2 separate regions of the Homo sapiens genome follow, and region 2 is linked to region 1. Evidence: read pairs that join two places in POLR2A ChIA-PET (ENCODE). Cell type or tissue: MCF 10A. All regions are shown on one strand. Links, peaks and the distances in the headings refer to the core of each region. The heading gives the core; the rest is flanking DNA.

Evidence for each region. ChIA-PET counts read pairs that join two places held together with the same protein. Peaks named below come from ENCODE experiments on the same cell type or tissue, not always from the same donor. Only the 100,000 strongest peaks of a DNase experiment are listed, where the experiment ranks them.
Region 2: POLR2A ChIA-PET joins it to region 1 with 5 read pairs; 3 of 35 experiments call an interaction of 5 or more read pairs at or near these places.

Annotation. Positions count from the first base shown.
Region 1 is chr17:62,873,002-62,878,388 of GRCh38, reverse strand. No RefSeq gene overlaps it. Among named protein-coding and RNA genes, the nearest start is that of MARCHF10-DT, 67 kb to the right of the region's middle. In MCF 10A, for the core only: no CTCF peak of the experiment used is centred there; DNase peaks (open chromatin) are centred at 1,168 and 2,148.
Region 2 is chr17:62,974,242-62,979,628 of GRCh38, reverse strand. The region is part of intron 1 of TANC2 (tetratricopeptide repeat, ankyrin repeat and coiled-coil containing 2); the gene reads right to left. Among named protein-coding and RNA genes, the nearest start is that of TANC2, 11 kb to the right of the region's middle. In MCF 10A, for the core only: no CTCF peak of the experiment used is centred there; no DNase peak of the experiment used is centred there.

The sequences.
Region 1 (5,387 bases), core at 89-5,088:
TCAAGTTTCTGGAAAAACTGAGGGTGCTGTTGAAGAAGCAGTGAAAACGTTTCTCTTTGTATTAGAAGGATGGGTTAGCGAAGAACACCGCTCTTTAAATCAAATGTTTAATTTTGATAAAACTGGTCCCTATTAGAAGCAAATGCCCTCCAGGGCCTATATCTCAAAGCAGCAGGAGGAGCCCTAGGGTTCAAGGCTGGGATGCGGTGTGCAAATGTTTGTGAAAGCTGAGGCTTACTGGGGTAATGTTTCATTAGTTTTGACATTGTTTTTGTGAGTGCTCTGGTTACAATTGCATAGTTTTTTTGTTGTTGTTTTTGTTTTTCATTTTGTTTTGTTTTTGAGACAGGGCCTTGCTCTGTCATCCAGGCTGAAGCGTAGTAGTGTAATCACAGCTCACTGCAGCCTCAACCTCCCCTGGCTCAAGCAATCTTCCTGCCTTAGCCTCCTGGGTAGCTGGGACTGCAAGTGTGTGCCACCATGCCTGGCTAATTGTGTGTGTGTCTGTGTGTGTGTGTGTGTGTGTGTGTGTGTGTGTGTGTGTGTGTGTGTAGACAGGGTCTCATGATGTTGCCCAGGCTGGTCTTGAACTCCTGGGCCCAAGAAATCTTCTGGCCTCACCCTCCCAAGGTGCTGGGATTATAGGCGTAAGCCACTGCACCCAGCCAGGTTTTGAGTAGACTGTCCCAACCCTATTTTTTTTTCCCCACCAACCCTGTTATTTTGGGGCTTGTGGCCATTTTTAGACCATGGAAGCTTTTCAGTAACACACAGATGGTGTTATAGCGAGACATCTATATACATTCCATTTCTCTCTAATGTTTTTTACATACTGTAAAAAATCCAAGCGATCATTGTCAAAGTATAATCTGTAGATACAAGTAGAATAATGAAAACAATGGCTCACATTGATTGTGCACTCTTTCCACATGTTAACTCATTTGATTGTCACAGCAGTCCTCTGAACTAGGGGCTATTACACCCATTTTCTGAATGTGGAAACTGACATCTCTCTGTAAGTAACACGAGTAAATTGAGCTTATGTAACACAGCCAAGGGCACACAGCTAGAAAATGGTGGAGTGAGAATTAAAACCTGTGCTTTTTCTATGATTTAAATTCATACGTCATATTGTTTTGTCATCTAAAAAATATGAATGGGATTATACTTCCATTGTTTCTTTAATGTAACAGGGCTATGCCTTGGTAGAATGCCTAAGTAAAGGAAAGCTGTTAGTGATTCACAGCTATTTACATTTCATAAGTCTCATGTTTCATTCCAAGAAATCAGGCTCATCAATTGTTTGCATTTGGTAACATCTTAATTATACAAATAATTAGCCTTGAGACTAGACATGAACATGAAAGTATAATGAATACTTTTGCTAATTGCTCTGTTCTGTTAGAGGACAGTCATTGGTCTGTAGCATTAACAGCTCCCACATTCAGCTTACTAAATTCTCCTAACTTTCACTTTGGCAAAAGGTCTAAATCAGGGATAACAGATTTCCTCTCTCATGCCTTTTCTAACCCATTGATCATGACTGCTGGGAGCACTGTGTTGAGAAGCTCCTGGGGCCTTCTCTGATGAGTCTGTGCCATTAGTGAGAGAGTACAGGTTGGCAGCAGGTGAGCCAGGTATTTGCCAACTCTGGCCTGAATGTTGAGAAGAGAACTTACCCCAACCTCAGAAGTTTTGGCATCATATTTTCTGCTCCCACTAACAATCCTACAAATATGCTGTGTTCTGTTGGTAGGGGGGTGGGTACAAAAGTGAGACGTGGATTCTGTTTGAATAAAAAAGGCATAAATGGCCTTATACAAAGTAAAACATGTGAAGTGCCCTGACAGTAACAGATACCAGGACAGAAGGGATCAGAGGCGGCAAAGGATTATTTATAGGAACAGGAAGGCAGGAGCAGAGATGGGGCAGAGAATGAATCCAGGGCTCCTTTTGAGGTGGGTCTCAAAAGATAGACAGACATGAGGGTGACAGTGAGGTGAAGTGAGCAGGGCTCAGCTTTTTTCCCATTTTTGGGCAGATGATGAATCACCTGCTATAGCAAGAAAGAAGGAAATGTGCAACAGGAGCGTGTGCAAGGGAAGAGCTTAATGTGGCTGGAATGTCAGAAAATAAAGGAAGGAAAAGTTGGGAAACAAGGGCAGGCCCAGGCTGTGAAGGGCCTGGGAACACCAGATTAGGAATGTTCTAGAACAATGTTTCTCAAGGTGTGTCCACAGAATGTTCAGGGTTGTTATATAGCAAAAGGATCCTGTTGGACCCGGGTGTCAACTACATTTGAGAAACATTAAATTAAAAACAATGAAACAGATTTCTATACCTCAGGAGTTGGCAGAGTGTTTAAAATGCACGCTGTACACATTCAGAGCTAATGTACACTGTGAATCCCCAAGAAGGACCTGTAGTTTGCAAAAATCCCAAACACAGTCACCACAGAAATGTTTTCCTTGGAGCACTCACGAGCTGAGCATTGTGCAGGAGCTTTATGAAGGTGATGGCCATCTACTGGTGTGATACCCACAACCAGCATTAGCTGCTAATGGACCAAATGACTGATCTAGGAACCTGCGCTATTGTTGCAGGAATAGGGAGAGAATCGTTTGCCCCAAAGAAAGCATCAAACCCTCTTTTCCTGTTTCCACCCTGGTTCATTATCATAAGGATCTGTCTTCAACTTGCTGACCCTGTGCCCCCTTTTCAGCCATGGCCAGTTGTCCTGTTCTTTCTCCAGAGCTCAGTTCCTACCCTGATAAAACCTTGCCTTCCTTTCAGGCTTCTAGTGGTGCCCTGTTTTGAATCTCCCATCTGTCATCCTGGCTCCCAGACGTGCTGCCTGATGCCCCTTGACCCCTCCCCAGCCCGCCTGGACTCCTTCTTTGCCACTGCTCTGACCTCCACATACTTTGAGTGCTTTTGGTCCTCCTGGTAAACCTCACAATGTCCCGTCTCAAGCCACTCAGAACCCCAGTGTGACTGTGGCTCCAGCTCCTGCCACTTGTTCAGAGACAAAGGCACCTGTGTCTATCTTCTGAGAAGCTGGGCTCATACGTGCCTGATAAACATCCTCCTGCCACCTTTCCAGGTTGTGGTGGTTTCCAGGTGAGTTTCCATAAATCTGCTTGGGAGGGATGAGCAAGTCGCTTCTATATTTGACATGATTTAATTATCCCCTGTGGAAGGAAAAAATTTTAGCAATGACATATTTAGAGCCGCACTTCCAAAGAGCTTCAGTCAACTGGGTAAAATCGGGTGGGATCACACAACAATTTAGGAGTGTAATCTCTAGGCTTTTAGATGTCTGTTCAACAAGAAGCCGACTGTGAGGCCAGGCGCAGTGGCTCACACCTGTAATCCCAGCACTTTGGGGGCCCGAGGCAGGTGGATCATTTGAGGTCAGGAGTTCGAGACCAGCCTGGCCAACATGGTGAAACCCCGTCTCTATTAAAAATACAGAAATTAGCTGGGCATGGTGGTGCACAGCTGTAATGACAGCTACTCGGGAGGCTGAGTCAGGAGACTCACCTGAACCCAGGAAGCAGAGGTTGCAGTGAGCCGAGATCGTGCCACTGCACTTCAGCCTGGACGACCAAGTGAGTGAGACTCTGTCTAAAAAAAAACGAAAAACAAAAAACAAACAAAAAAATACAGACAGAAGCCAACTGGTGAGGTGCAATGAGGTTGGGTGAGTGGGCACAACTTTGGCAGATATACTTCAGTGGGAAATAAGAGTGACAAGGAGAAAAAGTACAAACTATAGAGGACGAGCTGCTGCCACTATGAACCAACGATTGTGACCCAGGAAAGGGACTTGGGACTCATTGCAGAGTGCTCAGGAAAGTGCTCTGGCGCCCAAAGGCGAACCAAGTTTGGGAAATTGTTAGAAAAAGTAAGGGGGTGAGGTAGGGGGGGTTGTAGGGAAAGAAAACATCACTTTACCTTTGTTTCTTTTTTTTTTTTTTTTTGAGACGGACTCTTGCACTGTCGCCCAGGCTGGAGTGCAGTGGCACAATCTCGGCTCAGTGCAACCTCCGCCTCCCGGGTTCAAGCAATTCTCCTGTCTCAGCCTCCCCAGTAGCTGGGACTACAGGTGCCTGCCACCATGCCCGGCTAACCTTTGTTTCTAACACAGACTGGAATGTGCAGTTCTGGTTGATACATTTCAAGAAAGAAAGCAGGGAGTTCACAAAGCATTTCAAGTGATTAAGGGGCTGGAGGGGCTTCTGTATGAGGTCAGGGTGAAGGCTGGAGGTTGACAGGATATACTGCAGTTTCAAGAATTATGAAAAGTACAGATAATGTGAAAATAGACCAAACCCCAGCTTATTAGAATGAAGACGCTGCATGGTCTCACTCATATGTGGAAGCTAAAAAAAAGTTGATCTCACAGAAGTAAAAAGTAGAACAGAGAATACTAGAGGACAGGAAGGGGAGGAGGAAGGGAGGGGTAGGGAGAGATTTGATAAAGGATACAAAATTACAGCTAGGTAGGAGGAGTAAGTTCTATTGTTCTACATCATTGTAAGATGGCTATAGTTAACAATAATATATTATACAGTTTCAAATAGGGAGAGGGAGGATACTGAATGTTACCAACATAGAGAAATGATAAATGTTTGAGATTATGAATATGTTAATTACCCTGATCTGATCATTATACATCATGTGTATCAAAACATCACTAGCTACCCCATGAATACGAACAACTACTATTTGTCAATTTAAACAATTTTTTTAAAGAAGAGGTTTCTTGAGATTTTCTCAAGATTTCAAGCAAGTTAAAAATGGTTGCTAAATGTATGGAACTCATTACCCCCCAAGAGGTAGAATAGGCTAAAAACAGAAATAGCTTCAAAAATTACTTACATAACGTTGTGATGGCTGGCACTAGCATATCATACTGAGGGAAATCTGTTTTAGATGGGATAAGGGAGGACATTCTTCCTAATACACAGCCCTTAGCCTCACTGTCAGCACCAGTGAAGATGTGGGGTTGGACGACGCACGACAGTTTTACTTAAAAAAAAAACAAGCAGGCCAGGTGCAGTGACTCACGCCTGTAATCCCAGCACTTTGGGAAGCCGACGTGGGCAGATCACTTGAGGTCAGGAGCTTGAGACCAACCTGGCCAACATGGTAAAACCCCGTCTCTACTAAAAATACAAAAAAAAAAGGCCGGGCACGGTGGCTCATGCCTGTAATCCCAGCACTTTGGGAGGGTGAGGAGGGAGGATCATGAGGTCAGGAGATTGAAACCATCCTGGCTAACATGGTGAAACCCCATCCCTACTAAAAATACGAAAAACTAGCCAGGCGTGTGGCGGGCACCTGTAGCCCCAGCTACTCAGGAGGCTGAGGCAGGAGAACTG
Region 2 (5,387 bases), core at 53-5,052, 100 kb before region 1:
CTTGCCACATTTTTTAAAAGTACAGAAAAGCAAGAGAAGAGAAAGCTCTGTAAATTTAAAAAATGCTTTCCTAAACCCAGCCACACTCTAAAATATTTTTAAAATTTATTTCAAATAAAAATGAGTCCCAGAAAAGTATCAAGGTTAATCTCATACGAAGTTGCTAGTATAAGAAATGAGAGAATAGGAGTAGAATATCCCTACAGACAATGAAGGCATGCCAGAAAGACATGCCCATATAACAGACCAAAACTGTTAACATGCTATTGCAAAATAAGGTAAAAGATCTTTACTTTAAAGAATAAGACCAAAAAAAGAGAAAAAACTGGGGTCAGAAAGGCAGAAACACAGAACTATAAAGACAGGAATTACTGGCAGCATTGGGTTTCTCATGATATAAAAGGGATAAAGTATACCGTGAGATTAAACCTGAAAATCTCAGGGCATATAAGGATGGTAAAACTGCATGTATAGAAGACACTTATAAAGAAAGGAGAATCAGACTTTTCATCTGCACAAAAGGCTTGAAGACAGTGGTATAACGTGTACATGCTGCATGAAAAAAAAGGATTATGATCCATGAATACTATGTCTGGTCAAAATACCTTTCACTAATCAAGATAAAAGACATCTTCATTCAAGTAAGGATTAGGAAATTATGCCATATACATTCTGGGGAAATTATTCCAAAATTTTATTAAATGCTTTGCTGGCATCTATTGAAATCAACATGGGGCTCTTTTTTCCAGTCTCCACAACTCCCACAGTTGCAGCCAGCAGTACAGATATGGCCAAATCCAAGAACAATATCACAGAAGACCAGTCCTGAAAATGGCACAGAAATGGCTTCAAGACATTCAGATTCTAAGGAATGCATAATTCTGCCAACAAGCCCAACAAAAAAGTCCTCGAAAAGATTCAGGCCAACATTTCCAAGGCAATGAGCACCTATACAGAGGCCAAAAAGGTGCTCCTCAAGCCCAAAGTAATCAAATTGGTACTCTTAAAAGGTACCAGCCCTGAACTGGATATCACCCACACCATCCATCCCAGTCTCTTTCCCAGCTGTCCATACTGTCAACATACTAAGCTTTGGCAACCAATGGCCAGTAACGAGGTCAAGGCCAAGGCACAGGACCCATAGAGTCCCCTCTAAAGACCCCAGAATAAAGACTTTTGTCTATCAACTTTTAAGACCAAAGAACTGTATAAAACTTGGACTGCTGTCCACATGGGCAGGCATCTCCCTATGCTATTTTGTATAAATACAATACGAAGCCCCTAACTCTCCCCAAAAAAAGAGAAATAATCATGTAGTTTTTATCTCAGAATGTGTTAATATTATACAATATTTTAATATTTTAATGCCCTTGCCTTCCTGCAATAAACTCTACTTGATCATAGTGTATTACCTTTTAAACACGTGGCTAGATTTATTTTGCTAATACTTTATTTCAAATGTTTGCTTCTCTAGTCATAAGAGTGAACTAATGTTTATAATAGCAAAAAAAGGAAACAATCTTAACATCCATCAGTTGGGAAATAACATAATAAATTATGGTACAGTGTACTATAAAATATTATTCAGCTTTTAAAAATTAGAGTTCCATTTACTGAACTGAAGTGATAGCCATGATATATTGTTAAATGAGTAATACATGTTACTAAGCAATAAATAATATGATCCCTATTTAATTAGAAAAACAAGAAGCCTGTATATTTATGTGTATATGCTTATATATTTTTGAGCAAAGAGAAACACACTGAAAAAATACTCCTTATCAAAGTGTTGGTTAACGTTGGCTACTCCAAGGAATATAACTAGAGAAGGGAGAAACCCGAGGGGAGAGGAAAATATCAACTTTTTCTTTATTGACTCCTAGAGTTTGTTTATTTTAGTGGTTGCAAGCAGATGTATTACTTTTGTAATTTAAAAAAATAGGTAGAATGTTAGGGGATGGGGAGAATATTACTTTTGTAATTAAAAAAAAATAGGTAGAATGTTAGGGGATAGGGGAGAAATACCCCAGCTGCCCATTATAAGTAATGACAATTAACATTTGTTGACAACCAATAAATGCCTACATTTAACATATCCAAAGACAAAAACAATTAAATTATCTAAAGCAAGGAGAAGACTCATTATATGAAGTTATTTTAAAATTCAAAACAATCCAATCTGGAACCAAATTTGCATATAAGTAGTCTTTCCCAAGTGCATTAAGTGAAATGTCTTCAGGATGAACTATTCTTTAGTTTATAACTAGCACAAACTTATCAGTTTATAAAGATCAGGAAAACTAAAGATGAAACTAAGAGAAAATGAGTCAAGTTCATTTAAAGAAAAAGATTCAATAATTATACTAAAGATACACAGATAAGCAGAAATTGACAAAGTGCTACAGAAATAACTGAAGCTTAGGGAAAAATGGGATTGTTATATGTCAAAAATGTTTATGTAGAAACAGAATGCTTGTTCCCTGGGGCTGCAAAGAAATAGCACTTGAACATAAATTTAATTCTCTCAGCAAGGCCATTTTTACTTTCTGCAGAAAGGGTACACTCGCCAACAGTTTTGCCACAAGAGTGCATGGAACAAAGGAGACAGGGTCATTTATAACCTGACGCGTCCACCTTACTGCTGTGTCTGGTTTCCATCGGCTGGAACGGGACCTCACATTCTGTATTTGTCACGATTGGCTAGCGACTTGGAACTTTTTAAAAGAGGCAAAGGCAGAGGAGAACAAAGGAAGGAGGAAGTAACTTGTGGAATGCTAAGAAAGGTAAAAATACTTCCAAATAAGGAAGAGGAACAAGCTACGACCTAATGCTTTCTTGGACCAGTATAAGCATGCCAGGGCAAGTATTTAGGCTAAATTGTGAGAGCTAAGAATATAAAGTACATTAATTTTTTTTATTACAGGTAGTATTTAAGAATGTTAGCACGGATCTTTGAATAAATTTTGCTTCTAAGAGAAGTTACTATTTATTCCTAATTAGACGGGGAGGAAAGTTTCTTTGAAGAGGAACCTCTACTTTATTTTTTACAAGATTCTAAATAGTTAACTGATTATACCACAGAAAAAGGGGCAAAATTTTCCAATATATTATTTTACACTGTAAATAGATAAGTCCCTTTTTTATTAAGTAGGTAGATATCAAAAAAAAAAAAACCAGACAAACCCTCCAAGCAGTCCACCTTGACTGACTGTCACATACAATGTTTCAAAAAAGAAAGATTACAAAAAGCTGTCAACCTGAGGCACTGGCTGGGGGTAGGGGTGTAAGGAGCAAAGTTCAAGTTATTATTCACAAAAAAAGATATTTGTAGAAGTTAAAACTGTTTACATAATCAAACTGAAGAAAAGCTGTCAAGGGGCGCATCTCAAGAAACACTATGATTTGAGATTTTATAGAAAGGATTAAAATTAATTTTTGTCAAGTTAGTAGTGTTCAAAAGAAATAGTCCAAAAAAAATGCATAAAAAGAGTAGGCCCAGCAGTATCTGAGTTTTTCGGTTTACAGTTATTCAAAAACTCTTTCTCTCAGCTTTTATCAAATACTTCACAAAAGAAAATTTAAGGATATGAATAAAATAAATCAGTATCCAAACTACCATGGGTTTCTAAAATGCCTTGCAAGGCTGAAAAGGAAATCAAGACAAGATAACAAAGAAAAGCTGGAGTGACAATGCCAGTAAAAAATTGGGAGGAGCTGGCATATATCAAAAAAGAAAAATTTAGGATACTTTCCACAGGCTAATAAAAATTACCATTTATTAAGTACTAGACATCGTCCTAAGGATTTTCACCAAGATATTTTTCATTTCATCATCATAAAAACCCTGTGAGATAGATTTTTGGCCCCTCATACAATTAGTGACAGAGCAGTAATTCAAACCCATTTTCATGATTCAAAACTCATAAAGTCATATTCTTTCCAATATATACTGGTCTCATCATTGGAATTTCTAAACTTACAACTGAGCAACAGTACTGTCATCCTATAATATAGGAATGTCTGAATAACAGCTTTCAAACAAAGTCTGTCTCTACATTAAAAAAAAAAAAAAATTAAAAAAAAAAGCCCGAAAATGGAAAAGCTGATTCTCTGATCCTGAGGCAGAATATGGGTGTATGTGGTTGGACGGTTATTTATGTGGTTTAATAAGTCTTCATTCCATAGGCCCACTAAAGCTATTTACATTCATTCACACTAATTCACAATCCCAGGGTGCCCTAGAGGATTCCATGGAATTTGAACAGAAATAGAATTACAGAGTACAATAAATATGTATCAAGTTTCTATAACCTATAACCTAACTAGCTGTGCCTTACCAAATTTCAGCAACCACAACTAGAAATTGTGGGATTCCTCCACCCAATGAAAGATTAGGAATAAAGGGCTAAGAAGTGACTACCTTCATTTAGGCAGACAGAATTGCCTGAGATCTGAGATTTGAAGCACATTCTCCAAGCATAAAATGACTAAATCACAATCTCTATATACCCACTCTCGTTTCCAAGTTCAATAACTATAATCTACTTATAAGGCTGGATTAACCAGGGGATTTCCATGGCAGTAAAAAACTGGGGCCATATTTCTTAATGTTGTCAATCTTTATAATCAGCTACGTCATCATATGATAATGCTAGCATGGTATTACAGACAAGGAAATAAGAATGGCTACCTGGTCCAAAGATCATCCATTTGGAATGACAAGTTTTCCACTATTATTGCTTACGTACTTTTCTTTATGAATTTTATGTCTGTAACATTGGCTGATATCTACGAAAAGGAATATATCAATCACTGCCTTTTCATAACACTTTGCCACATAAAGAAAACAGTAAAATCTATCATCATTGGCTTACTGAACTTCAGGGAAGTGGCAAATATTAATAGTATGGTACATATGTTTTTGAACTATATTTTTCCCAGGGGTAGAAAAAATATGTAAGACACAGGATTCTGAATTACAATTTTAGCTTTTAAGGAAGAATATGAAATTTCCATCCCCAAGTCAAAGACAATAGTAGTAAAATTAACAACTTATACATAGTAGTCAATAAATATTTAAATGAATGAATATGTTAATACACTCCATAAAAATACCCCAGTTTTTCCAACATAACTAATCCACCTCAACTTTTAAACTTTACACACAAGGTGTCTGCCTAACAAACTAATATACAAAATCAAGGTTTTTAAAAATATAACAATGATCTTTTATTGCAAAAAATGTATATGAGAAACTGAGATGTGAGCGAAGAAAAACATTCTACTACATGCTGTTCTCCAAACTCCTCTCCACCTTTTAAAGAAAAAAAAAGGAATAGAATCTTGAAACACACTTTGTGAGAGTCTTATTCAGTGTTAGATGTAAT